Linked DNA regions of Homo sapiens: region 1 is linked to region 2. The links are chromatin contacts, found by Hi-C in ENCODE. All regions are on one chromosome and are shown on one strand. Each heading gives the region's core, a stretch centred on a gene start or an enhancer-like site at or near the end of the contact. The rest is flanking DNA. Distances are from core to core; before and after follow the strand shown. Region 1 holds the start of ABI1 (abl interactor 1). Region 2 holds the start of SKIDA1 (SKI/DACH domain containing 1).

Region 1 (5,325 bases), core at 1,645-4,144, 5.3 Mb before region 2:
CTCCTCTTCCACCCCTTTCTCCTCTCCTTCCTCCTACTCCTGTTCCTCCTGCTCCTGTTCCTCCTCACCTTTAAGGCATGAGGGATAAGTTCTTTTAGTGAACTTTACATGAGCCACAAATATTTGTACAAGTTTGCACTGTCCACTGGATTTTGGAAAGATCACTGTATTAGTCCATTCTAGCACTGCTATAAAGAACTATCTGAGACTGGGTAATTCATAAAGAAAAGAGGTTTAATTGGTTCCTGGCTCTGAAGGCTGTACCAGAAGCATAGCTGCTTCTGCTTCTGGGAGGCTTCAGGAAGCTTCCAAAATGGCAGGAAGGCAAAGGGGAAGAGAAATGTCTCATGTGGCAGGAGGGGAGCAGGAGGCAGGCGGGGAGGTGTCATATACATTTATTTCATTTTTTAGACATGGTTTCCTTCTGTCACCCAGGCTAGAGTGCAGTGCTGTGATCTTGGCTCACTGCAATCTGTGCCTTCCAGGCTCAAGCAATCCTCCTACTTCAGCCTCCCAAGTAGCTGAGTCTACAGGTGCTCACTACCACACCTGGCTAATTTTTCGTGTTTTTTGTAGAGACGGGTTTTTGCCATGTTGCTCGGGGTGGTCTGGAACTCAAGCGGGAGTAGTTCGTCATGTTGGTCTCCCATTTTGGGAGTCAAGTGGATTCTCCCACCTTGGTCTCCCAAAGTGCTGGGATTACAGGCACAAGCCACTGCACTGGGCTGTCATACACTTTTAAATGACCAGATCTCAGGAGAACTCACTCGAGATCATAAGGAGAGTTCCAACAGGATGCTGCATAACCATTCGTGAGAAATCTGCTCCATGATCCACTCCCGCTTCCCCCAGGTCCCAACTCCAACATTAGGGATTACAATTCAACATGAGATTTGGCAGGGATGCAGATCCAAACCATATCAATCAGTAACCTAGGAAACTTGACGGCATTTTCAGTGCCCTTAGCTAAACTCCTTAACCTATCTAAGCTTAAATTTCCTTATTTGATAAGGAAGGAAAATAATATTTATATTATCTGTCTCTCAGAGTTGTGAGAAGAAATCTGACAGTACTTTTTATTTGTATTTATCATCATCATCATTATTATTCATTCATTGCTCAACTGCATGGACAGTACGTTGAAAATAGTAAATTAGTATCACCTCCCTAATCACTTCCCCAATGTTGTTGAAATGTGTCAATATTTGAATATATACAAACTGAGTGATTTCTACAGTTAAACCTCAAGTAGAGACCAAGATCAATAATACATTAAATTTTAATAACTTGGATTAAGTCGTGTTTGGGTTAACGATAAATATCAAAAGATAACTATTACACCTATTCCAGATAATAAATGTATTACTTTCCATAATATCTGGAATAGGTATAATAGTTATCTTTTGATAGATTCCTTGATGGAGAATCTGGTGGCAAGGGGAAGTTAACGTTTTTAGTAGGAAACTGAGTTTTTCCTTTCAGAGGTCGAAGAGGGAAACTGGTTCCCTGGGGCCCTGAATAAGGCCCCAGTAAAGGCAATATTCAATAAATACCTGGTGCTGGCAATTTTTAATTTGGTTGAGTGATGTTTTTACTCCTAGTTATTTTGATTCTAAATGACTTTATGGAGATACATGAACATATGTCCAAAGTCTTTGGACAACACTTTTCATAGCTGATTATATCCGAAGCATTTAATGTTCCTGTTGAAGTGAAGAGCTTGAAATATAGGGCCTTTTGAGACTATTCCAAAGCAGGTGATAAAAACAAAACAAAACAAAAATCCAGGAGCAAAAAACGAAGGATCAGGGTGGGTGGCTCATGATTGTAATCCTAGCAGTTTGGGAGGTTGAGGCAGAAGGATTGCTTGAGGCCAGGGGTTCGAGACGAGCGAGGGCAACATAATTTGATCCCTGTCGCTATAAAAAATTAAAAAGCTCAGCCAGGTGTAGTGACCGACGCTTGTAGTCCCAGTTACTCTGGAGGCTGAGGCAGGAGGATCGCTTGACTTTAGGAGGTCTAGGCTGCAGAGACCCATGATTGTGCCCCTGTACTCCAGGCTGGGTAACAGTGAGATCCTGTCTCAAACAAGCAAACAACTCCCACCCCTAAAAAAACGTGCACATGACCTTAAAAGTGTAGGAAGATTACATGATAAGGAGAGTCAGAGAAAAGAGAAATTAGGACAGGAAAGCACTACAAGCTATGTATGTTTATTTTATAATTGAGTCTTTAAGGGTACGGAGTATTCGTACTCAACTTGTACCCCCAGTGTCTAGTACGCTGCTTGGTAAACAGCTGGCAATCAAGAAATGTTTGCTAAATTTTAAATGAATTGATGGGGGCGGAACTTCAGAAAGTAAAGCCTGACTCGCTTTATTTCTAAGAAGGCAGAGGAAGTAAAAATCTAGTTTTCCGTACTCTGTCCCCTTTTTAATCCTTCTCTGAATGGGTGTCCTTGATTCACTGACATTTCCTAATTAACCAAGTTCTGCCAAGTTTCACATGAAACTTGGGGAACCGATTTCATTCCCCCAGTATCACCCTGTGGCGCCACCTTCCGGAGCTGTGAGGAAACTCCGGACTTCCCCCCAACACCGCCCCCTCCCTCCACCCTCGGTCTCCGCTTTCTGCGCTCTGCCGCGTTGGTTTTCGGAGGTGTCTGGGCGCATGCGCTTTGGACGGGCCGCCTAGCCTAGGAGAGACTACAATTCCCAGAAGACAGTGCGAAAGAAAAAAAAAATCCCGCGGTCCGTGGGGGTGGGAGAAATAAACGCTCGCGAGAGAACGAGGTTCAGGCGGCTGCACGAAGGGGGTGGAGGGGGGCTGGAGAGAGTGAGGAGGAAGGGGAGGAGGTGCCGTCCCACAATACCAGGCGGGAGGGCGGGTAGGCGGTTTGTATCCGGGCTGTGAGGTGCTCGGAGCCTCGGCGGACCTTGCTGCCTCTGTCTCTTTAACGCGAGAGGAAGCGATGCAGAGGGGTGGAAAATGGCAGAGCTGCAGATGTTACTAGAGGAGGAGATCCCGTCTGGCAAGAGGGCGCTGATCGAGAGTTACCAGAACCTGACTCGGGTGGCAGACTACTGTGAAAACAACTACATACAGGTGAGGCGCTCTGGCGGCCGGCGGGCGCTGGCCGGGTCGAGGACCCGCCGGAGTGACCAGCCCACTGGGCGGGGTGGGGAACTGCCCTGACCTCAGCGGCTGCCACCAACCCGAGCCCCTACCGCAGCCCCAACCCCAGCCCCAACCGGGGACAGAGCGAGTGGCCGGGCTGAGGGAGTCGGGCTGCGATACAGGAAGTGGCTGTGGTGGTGGAAACCGATAGAAGGGGAGAGAGAAAATGGGCGAGGGAGCCGGGAGCCCGCCGCTGCCGCAGCCCGGCGCCCCCCTCGCGTCCGCTTCCCCCAGGGCCCGGCCACCGGGGTCGCGCGCCCCCCAGGTAGCCTCCAGTCCGCAGGGCTGGAGTCCCGGAATACCCCCGAGCTGCCGCCGCGCCGCCTCTCTGCGCCGGGAGAGGAGGTCCAGGACGGGAGAGGGGAGAGGAGAGGGCAGGGACGAGGCTGAAGCCGCAGAAGGGAGAGGACCAGCGGGGTGTGTGTTGTGTGTCGGCGGAGGGTGGGGTGGGGGCGATTATGTCAGTTTCAGCCCCCAGAGGGTGTGTCTTTTATTTATTTATTTATTTAAAAAAAATTTGTCATGAGTCACATTACACCGACCTCCCGGAGGAGAGGAGGAAGCGGGTGTGGGGAGTGAGGGAGGGCGTTTGAGAGAAGTTCATCTTAAAATTCCTTTAATTGAAGGTTTGTAAATCTGTCTGCTTGTCCATTTTCAAGTCGGGTTTTTTTTATTTTTTTCCCCCTCTCATCGTTTTCACTTCCGCCCCACCATAATGTATTCTAAGAGGTTGTTAGGGCTGCTATCATTAATTATCAAACACGAATTGTTCTTAACTCCTTGGAAAAACGGCTTACCCTCCCTTCTCCCAAAAGTTCTTGAGCTGTAGGCTTCATAAGTAACTTAAAATAGACTGGTGTCATCGCCGGTTGCTTATTTTCTGAGGTTTCTCTCTTAACAAGCTAAGTAAATGTATAGTATGTGAATCCAAATACAGAAACGAACAGAGGTAGCCTCTGAACTACAACGTAAAAATATCTGTTATTGTAAATTAGAAAACTCTTGGGACTTTGTGACAGATGCTTGTTTGTTCGTTTCTCTTTGGATGATTGGAAGTGAATTGTGTGTGGTAGTTTGTTTTGAAGATCTTTAACTGTGTAAACCAACAGTTTGCGCTAGAAACAAAGTAGCACAGTCCTTTGTATAAATATAAAGGCACCAGGAATGCTCTTGCTTTTGGTAAGGCAAGGCCAAAACGTGCTTTGAAAGGTTAGGGTTATTGCAATTCAGAACTAAATTGTTTATAGAAATGTCTCCCATGTGATTATAATTTTTAAGAACCGATGTTTCTGTGTTGGCAAATGCTTCCCCTCTTTATTTTTAGAGGGAGATGCTGTTTTCAGAATGTTTTGAATATTTCTCAGTTTTCATGTTAGTAACATTGTATCTTCAGTAGCACTACTCGGAATTTATCTTCACAATTTTTTTTTCAAGCTTTCACTTTAGGAATTCTCCTGATAAGTGAACTTGTTGAATGCCTGCCACATCTACTGTATCACTTTGTGCAAACTTTATATTTAGCCCTTCGAAAAACTTTTAAAAATCTAGTAGGGATGTGGATATGGTTTGCAAATATAAAAGTGATCTCGTAGTTTATCGATATTAAAAATAGGCAACTTTTATTCAACTTAACATGAAAAGCCTTGAAATTGAGGAGAACCTTAATTTGCTGAAAGTTTTAAAGATTTTTGAAAGCCAAAAGGAGAGCACAGTAAGTTTAATTTCTCGCTTTCCAGAAAAGTTATGTGTTCTCTGTAGAAGTCAGTAGATAAGTGCTTCATACAGGGGTGGCTCCTTTTTGTTTTGCATGTTGGGAAATCTGACAAGTATATAGTGTGGTAACTATGTGTTGGCAACTGTTAGTAACTGTAAACGTGTTTTAACCTGTCTGTGTACTATTACTTTTTCAGGTAGTTGTATGTTGTAATGCTTTTTTTTTACCCCTCTCTGACCCCTTTCCTTTACTCCTCTTGCTACAATCATGTAACTTTGAAGCACTTTAAAACTTCATTGCTAATATCTCTAATTAAGTCATGTTATTTTTCATACAGTCTCTCACTTTATAAAATGTTAGTGCCATGGTGCACGAATAGCCACAGTCAGTGGCCCCGTTTTTTTTTTTTTTTTTTTTTTTTTTCTTTTTTTGTG
Region 2 (5,224 bases), core at 1,147-3,646:
GGAAATCTTCATTTAAAAAAAAACAACTGTGACGTTGGCCAGAAATATTTCTTCCATATGCCTCACAAAGGAAAACAGACAGAGTTTATTAAGTGGATTGCAATTATTTGTTTCCAAAACGTGGCTTAAAAGCAAATTAAACGTTTTTCCCTTTTGAAATTCCCTATTTTGAAAACGCACTTCACGTTAAAGGAAGCCCGTTTTTGAAAGGGCTAGCTCAGCCTTTCCTTTTAAAACTAGACTTTCTGTGTACAAAGAAGAGCTGAGTAATCAGTAATAAGGATAGCGAAACGTGCTTTTCCGAATTCCTTTGAACCTTTTTTTAAATGGATTTTTGAATCCATACTTTTCAAGATATTTCAAATATTATATAATCTACTGTAACTTTCCGGATCCAGAATAATAACTGCCCACGGGTGTCTCTTATCTATTTATCACTTTATAAACATATCTATGTTGCTTTCCCTTTTTCTCATAACGTGTGCGTTGCAGGCTCGCCCGGCTTCCTTCAATTTCGCAGCACGCTGTAAAGGCTCCTTCCTCCGAGGTCTTCAGCTGGGAACCCCTCGCTGGCTGAGTCTGACCATCAAAACTTGCCGCGCCGGCCCGACCCGACCCGGCCGGAGCTCAGGAGCCCGGGGAGGCGCCGACGGGGGTCGGGTTGGCCCGCGGGGCCCCTCCCTCGGTCAGGACGTGCTCGGCTAACAGCGGTGCTAGGGCAGAACAATGGGGGCGGCCCGGCGGGCGCGAGGAGCCAGGTCCCGCTTCCTCCGGCGCGCCGGCCCCGCGCCCGGCCCCCGCCCCCCGAGGCCTTCCCCGCCTGCCTCTTCGCGCTCGCCAGTCCCGCCGCGCCTTCCTCCAGCTGCCCGGCCCGGCGCACGCCCCGCCGCCCGCACGCCTTCTTCCCCGCCCGGACCTAGCGGGCCCTCCTTCCCCCGATTCCAACCCACTGCGCTTCCTCCCAAGACTCCAGCTTCTTCCCCTCAGCCGCCGCCTTCGCGCCCTTTTCTGAATGTATTTTTACAATTTCCCCCTTCATTTCCAAAAGTGGCTGAGAAGTCTCGCTTCCATCTTAATGTTGATTTGCTATTTCCCTCCGGAAAAGATTTCCTCAGGAAACCCCAAATCTAGAAGGAAATACAGCAAACCCTAGAACGCTTTTAACCCTTAAGACATCTTGTATTAAAAGAAAAAAAAAGCATGTATGTCTTAAAACCGGCCAAAGAACCATCTCCTCGCTCTTTATTTCCTCCTGTAAATGCTATTATTTTAAACTCTCCATTTTAAACTCGTCCTTCGGACGAGAGGGCAGAGAATGTGCCCGGCAGCACGCAGCAAATCAGAGGTTTTATCTTACGCCTCCTGGGACTGGGAAAAAAAGTGGAACGTGGCCGAGGGAGCTTCCAGGGCAGAAAAGCGACACAATTCGCTGGGGACGCCGCTGGGCCAGGCCAGGCGGGGGAGGCGCGGCGGGGGCGTCGAGGGCTCTCGGGCTCCGGGCCGGGGCGCCGCTGCGAGGAGGGGAGGCGGTTTTAAGTCATGGGGGCTGGGAGGGCGGCGGCGGGTCGGGCGTGACGAGACTTTCGGAGGCAGGATGGGGCGGCGGTGGAGTTGCCTGGGCTTTCTCAGCACCCCCCCCAACACACCCAAATAAAAAAAGGAAAGTTAGAAGGAGGCGGAGAGGAGGACAGCCATCCCCATTTCCTCCCCGCGACGCCGCGGAAGGGCTGGGGCCGCTGCGAGCAGAGAGAGGGCGCGGGATGAGGCGGGCCAATCGCAGTCAACAGGTCCAGGCCTCAGTGGGGCAGCTGAGCCGGGAGGCCGGCGCCCCCTCCCCTCGGCTCCCCGTCCCTCCCCTCCCTCGCAGGCCCGGCGCGGTAGGGGAGGCCCGGCCCGGCCCTCCCCGCCCCGCGCGGACTCGCTGCGGCCGACTCCGCCGGGGCAGTCGGGGTGGGGGTGGGGCGGGGGTTCCCCGCCGGAGAATCCTCCCCCGGGGCTGGCGGCGGGGGCGGGGAGCGAGAGCCGGGAATGGAGGATTAGGAAGGACTCCAGCTCGGCACGAGCGCGGCCCGCGCGAGGGATCCTGGGTAAAAAGTGGCCGCGCGGCACCGGAGAGCGCGGAGAGGAGCCGGGGTCAGGGGTCACGGCCCTGGAGCCCCGCGTGCAGAGCCCCCCACGTGAACGCAGCGAGCAGGAGGAACCTTTTTGTTTTCGACCGCGCCAGCATGCTCCCCTATTGACCGAGCTGCTTTTCCTGGGCTGCTGGGGAGAGGAGCTCCATTGCGGAGCTCTTAACCCCACCCCCACCTTCCACCGCCAACACACTTCCCAACTCAACCCTTCCTCTCAACTCTCATCCCAGCCCCCCGTCCTGAGCTTGCAATAACGCAGTAAATTTGCTTTAACAACAAGTGGGGGTGGTTGAATTTACTCCTCCCTCTCCTCTCTCCTCCCCTTCCTCTTGCTGCGGTTCTTGACACTACTACAAACCAGGACTATAAACATAAACATGTGTCACTGTAACAGGGCAGGTAATATACGGATTTTGAGGCGGGGTGGGGTGGAGCGGGGCTTGGTCGCCGCTTGGAGGGCAGTAAAAAGTCGCGTTTCACGTGCTCGACGGCTTTGGGGACTCCCGCACACATCGATCCGTTTATATAATGCCGAAGGCACTTGGTCACTTATTCAGCCACGCAGACCCACAAAGCCAGACTTGCGGATAACCAGCGTACCCCAAAGCAAATGCATTTCAATACGAATCCCTCTCCTTTCCCAGCCAGTGCTGCCATTTCTTCTATTAGCAAACAGTAACGTGATACTTGAATCCCCTTTCCTTTTTAAAAATTCTTTTCCAGATAGCCATGAGATCATTTTTCGACCTAAATAGTACATCTCTCCCATAGCCACTACCTACACATTTTGTGCGCAGAAACCCCTTCAAACAGCAAGAAAGTCTATTTAAATGACTGAGTTCGAAATCTGGTGTGCAAAGGGTATTTCTTGGGCTTTGCCTCCGTGCATTGAGCAACTTCTGCTGCAAGTTGCTGACACTGGCGCGGTGGAGATCCGCCACAGCAAGCCTTTTTTATTATTATTTAGTCTATATCTGCCTCTCAACTTTTTTCTCATTCTTAGTTCAACAAGCCAGCAACCACTACTTAAGGTAGAGTAAAGCGAATCCCTTCCCAAGCTTTTTGGCTTGAAACGGAGGGAGATACAGAAAATGTTCAGATGGGGAAGTGGTTCCCTTTGTTCTTTCATTGTTTCTCTACGAACTGGTGGATACAAGGACAAACACTTACCTTCTCTTCTTTTTGCTCCACAAACCAGACGTTCCCATCAGCCTTAAAATACACAATCCACCTTGAAAGTAACTACGGATGTCGGGAGAGTTTGTATTCCATTCTTTTTCGCTCTCTGCCCTCTTTTAGCGTAGGATTAAGTTGCAGAGCACGTTGCTGCAAGCTGTAGCCCCCCCCCCCCCCCGCCTTAGTGAATCGGTCACGTTTAGGACCCTCTAAGTCCATCCTAATTCTGCCAGTAGAATTGAGGGTATTGGAGCTCTAAACTTTCAAAAGGAAAGGGGCCTGCAACTCTCCAGAAAACTTACAAATACCCCGAAATTTTTTACCATTGTGTTTTTGCACCACATCACCAAATAGTATTTGCCAAGAAATAATAGATATGTCTTTGAGAAAAAAAAATTTTTTTAAGTTTATACTTAGCAATGCGCTGCTTAGACAGATGTAGTAAAAGGCAGGTTTGTATCGGCATTTAACGGAATGAGTGCGTTTTCCATAACGTTTGTTGTGCCATGTGTTTTTTTAAAACACAAACAAAACACTACCCCAACTGAGAAAGGAAATAGAAGTTTGAATTAAAATGTTGTGGAACAACTTTAAAAGAGACGTTTACTTGAAATTTATTAGTGTAAAAATTGGCCTCAGAAGTGAAAAGTAAGCTTTTCAAAGTTAAAAGACTTAATTTTCACCCTATGATTCCATAACAAAAAAGCGAATTTTCTGGTTAATATGTGATACTGTCAGTGTTGAGTGTCCAGTCTTTTGGGTCTTAGTGTCCAAACCTTGCTCAAATCTGATTATGATGTGATTTGCTGATGTCATGAATATGAAATGATACTTGTGTATCCATAAATTCGAACTTGTGATTTTTTTTTTTTTTTTTTTATCTCCCGCTTTTTTGTAGGTTCCCAGTAGCTGCAGCAGTGAAAGACAGTGATTGGCTCCAGTGCTCCCAGAAGGATTTGGGCTGAAGCCAGGGGAACAGAACCAGAAGAGGATTCCCTTTCCAGAGACCATCAGGCTCCTCATGTCTTGTCTCTCCTCTCTCCCCTCGTGGTGGCTCAGGATTTCAGTATGGCTGAGCAGCCCATAGGTAGGCCTCAACACTTGGTGTCACCACTTCAGTCTCTATATGTTTGGCCCTTGTGTAAAATAAACAAAAACTTGGGCAACCCTAACAAATTGTGGTTCTGGATATTTGTGTATTATTTAATATCTGAAGGTCAAACTCTACTTTCTCTGATTTTTTTTCTTTTGCATTCAGGATCAATTGTGAAAGGCCCATGTGTCTCATAGGAAAATATTACAACAAAACAAGATAATTGGGGGGAAAGGCGGTTGCAGTAGGAAAAGTGGCTTTTCTTTGATAGCATTTAATTGGAATTAAAAGATTCTTGAGCTGTAAACATTCTTTATTTATTCAGCACACATAAGCAGGCATTGTTTTATCACCATCATAATTATGGTGTCCTTTAAACTGGCTGATAGCAGGAAAGATAAGGGAATGTGCCCACAGATTCAGATCAAGTCTCACTCCTTTCTTTTCCTCCCTGCCCCCTTCCCCCCACCCCATTCCTTCCTTGGTCACTAGGGTCCCCCACAGCCCTTGAGATGAGAAGAGCAGGAAGATTGTGGCCTAGCCGTTTCTTACATCATGAAAGTGATTTGTACCTCACTCTAATTTGATGCAATCTATAACCTCCTTGTCTCCTATGTTTATAACTGGTTTTTAGCTTGCAATATATGTTATCTGGAGGTGCCTATTGCTCACCTGTGTAAAATCTCATCCACTAGGATTTGTTGCTTTACCTTTGTCTAATTTAGAAAGCACACTCTTAGGGCTTTTTCAGAACAAAGCCTCACAAAAACCCCTTTACCTCCAAGGATTTGCAAATTTATAAAGGCTGCATTGAATTCAAGAT

The links. Hi-C counts contacts between places; a loop is a spot of excess contacts on that map. Pooled maps may share reads with other maps.
Region 1: a pooled map shows a loop between it and region 2 (6-fold over the local background). The contact joins the promoter of ABI1 here to the promoter of SKIDA1 in region 2. A Hi-C loop is called at or near these places in 2 of 168 maps with a recorded cell type or tissue (CD8-positive, alpha-beta T cell and naive thymus-derived CD4-positive, alpha-beta T cell) and 8 of 50 pooled maps.

The regions. Positions count from the first base shown.
Region 1 is chr10:26,858,527-26,863,851 of GRCh38, reverse strand. It overlaps ABI1 (abl interactor 1), which reads left to right and starts at 2,894. Exons shown (of 11, transcript NM_001012750.3): 1 at 2,894-3,105. The coding sequence starts at 2,989. RefSeq lists an enhancer at 2,652-2,851 and silencers at 3,172-3,261, 3,372-3,521.
Region 2 is chr10:21,522,854-21,528,077 of GRCh38, reverse strand. SKIDA1 (SKI/DACH domain containing 1) reads left to right here and starts at 2,396. Exons shown (of 4, transcript NM_207371.4): 1 at 2,396-2,531; 2 at 4,207-4,395. RefSeq lists silencers at 459-617, 477-796, 807-926, 1,372-1,521, 1,642-2,061 and enhancers at 1,717-2,360, 2,361-3,004.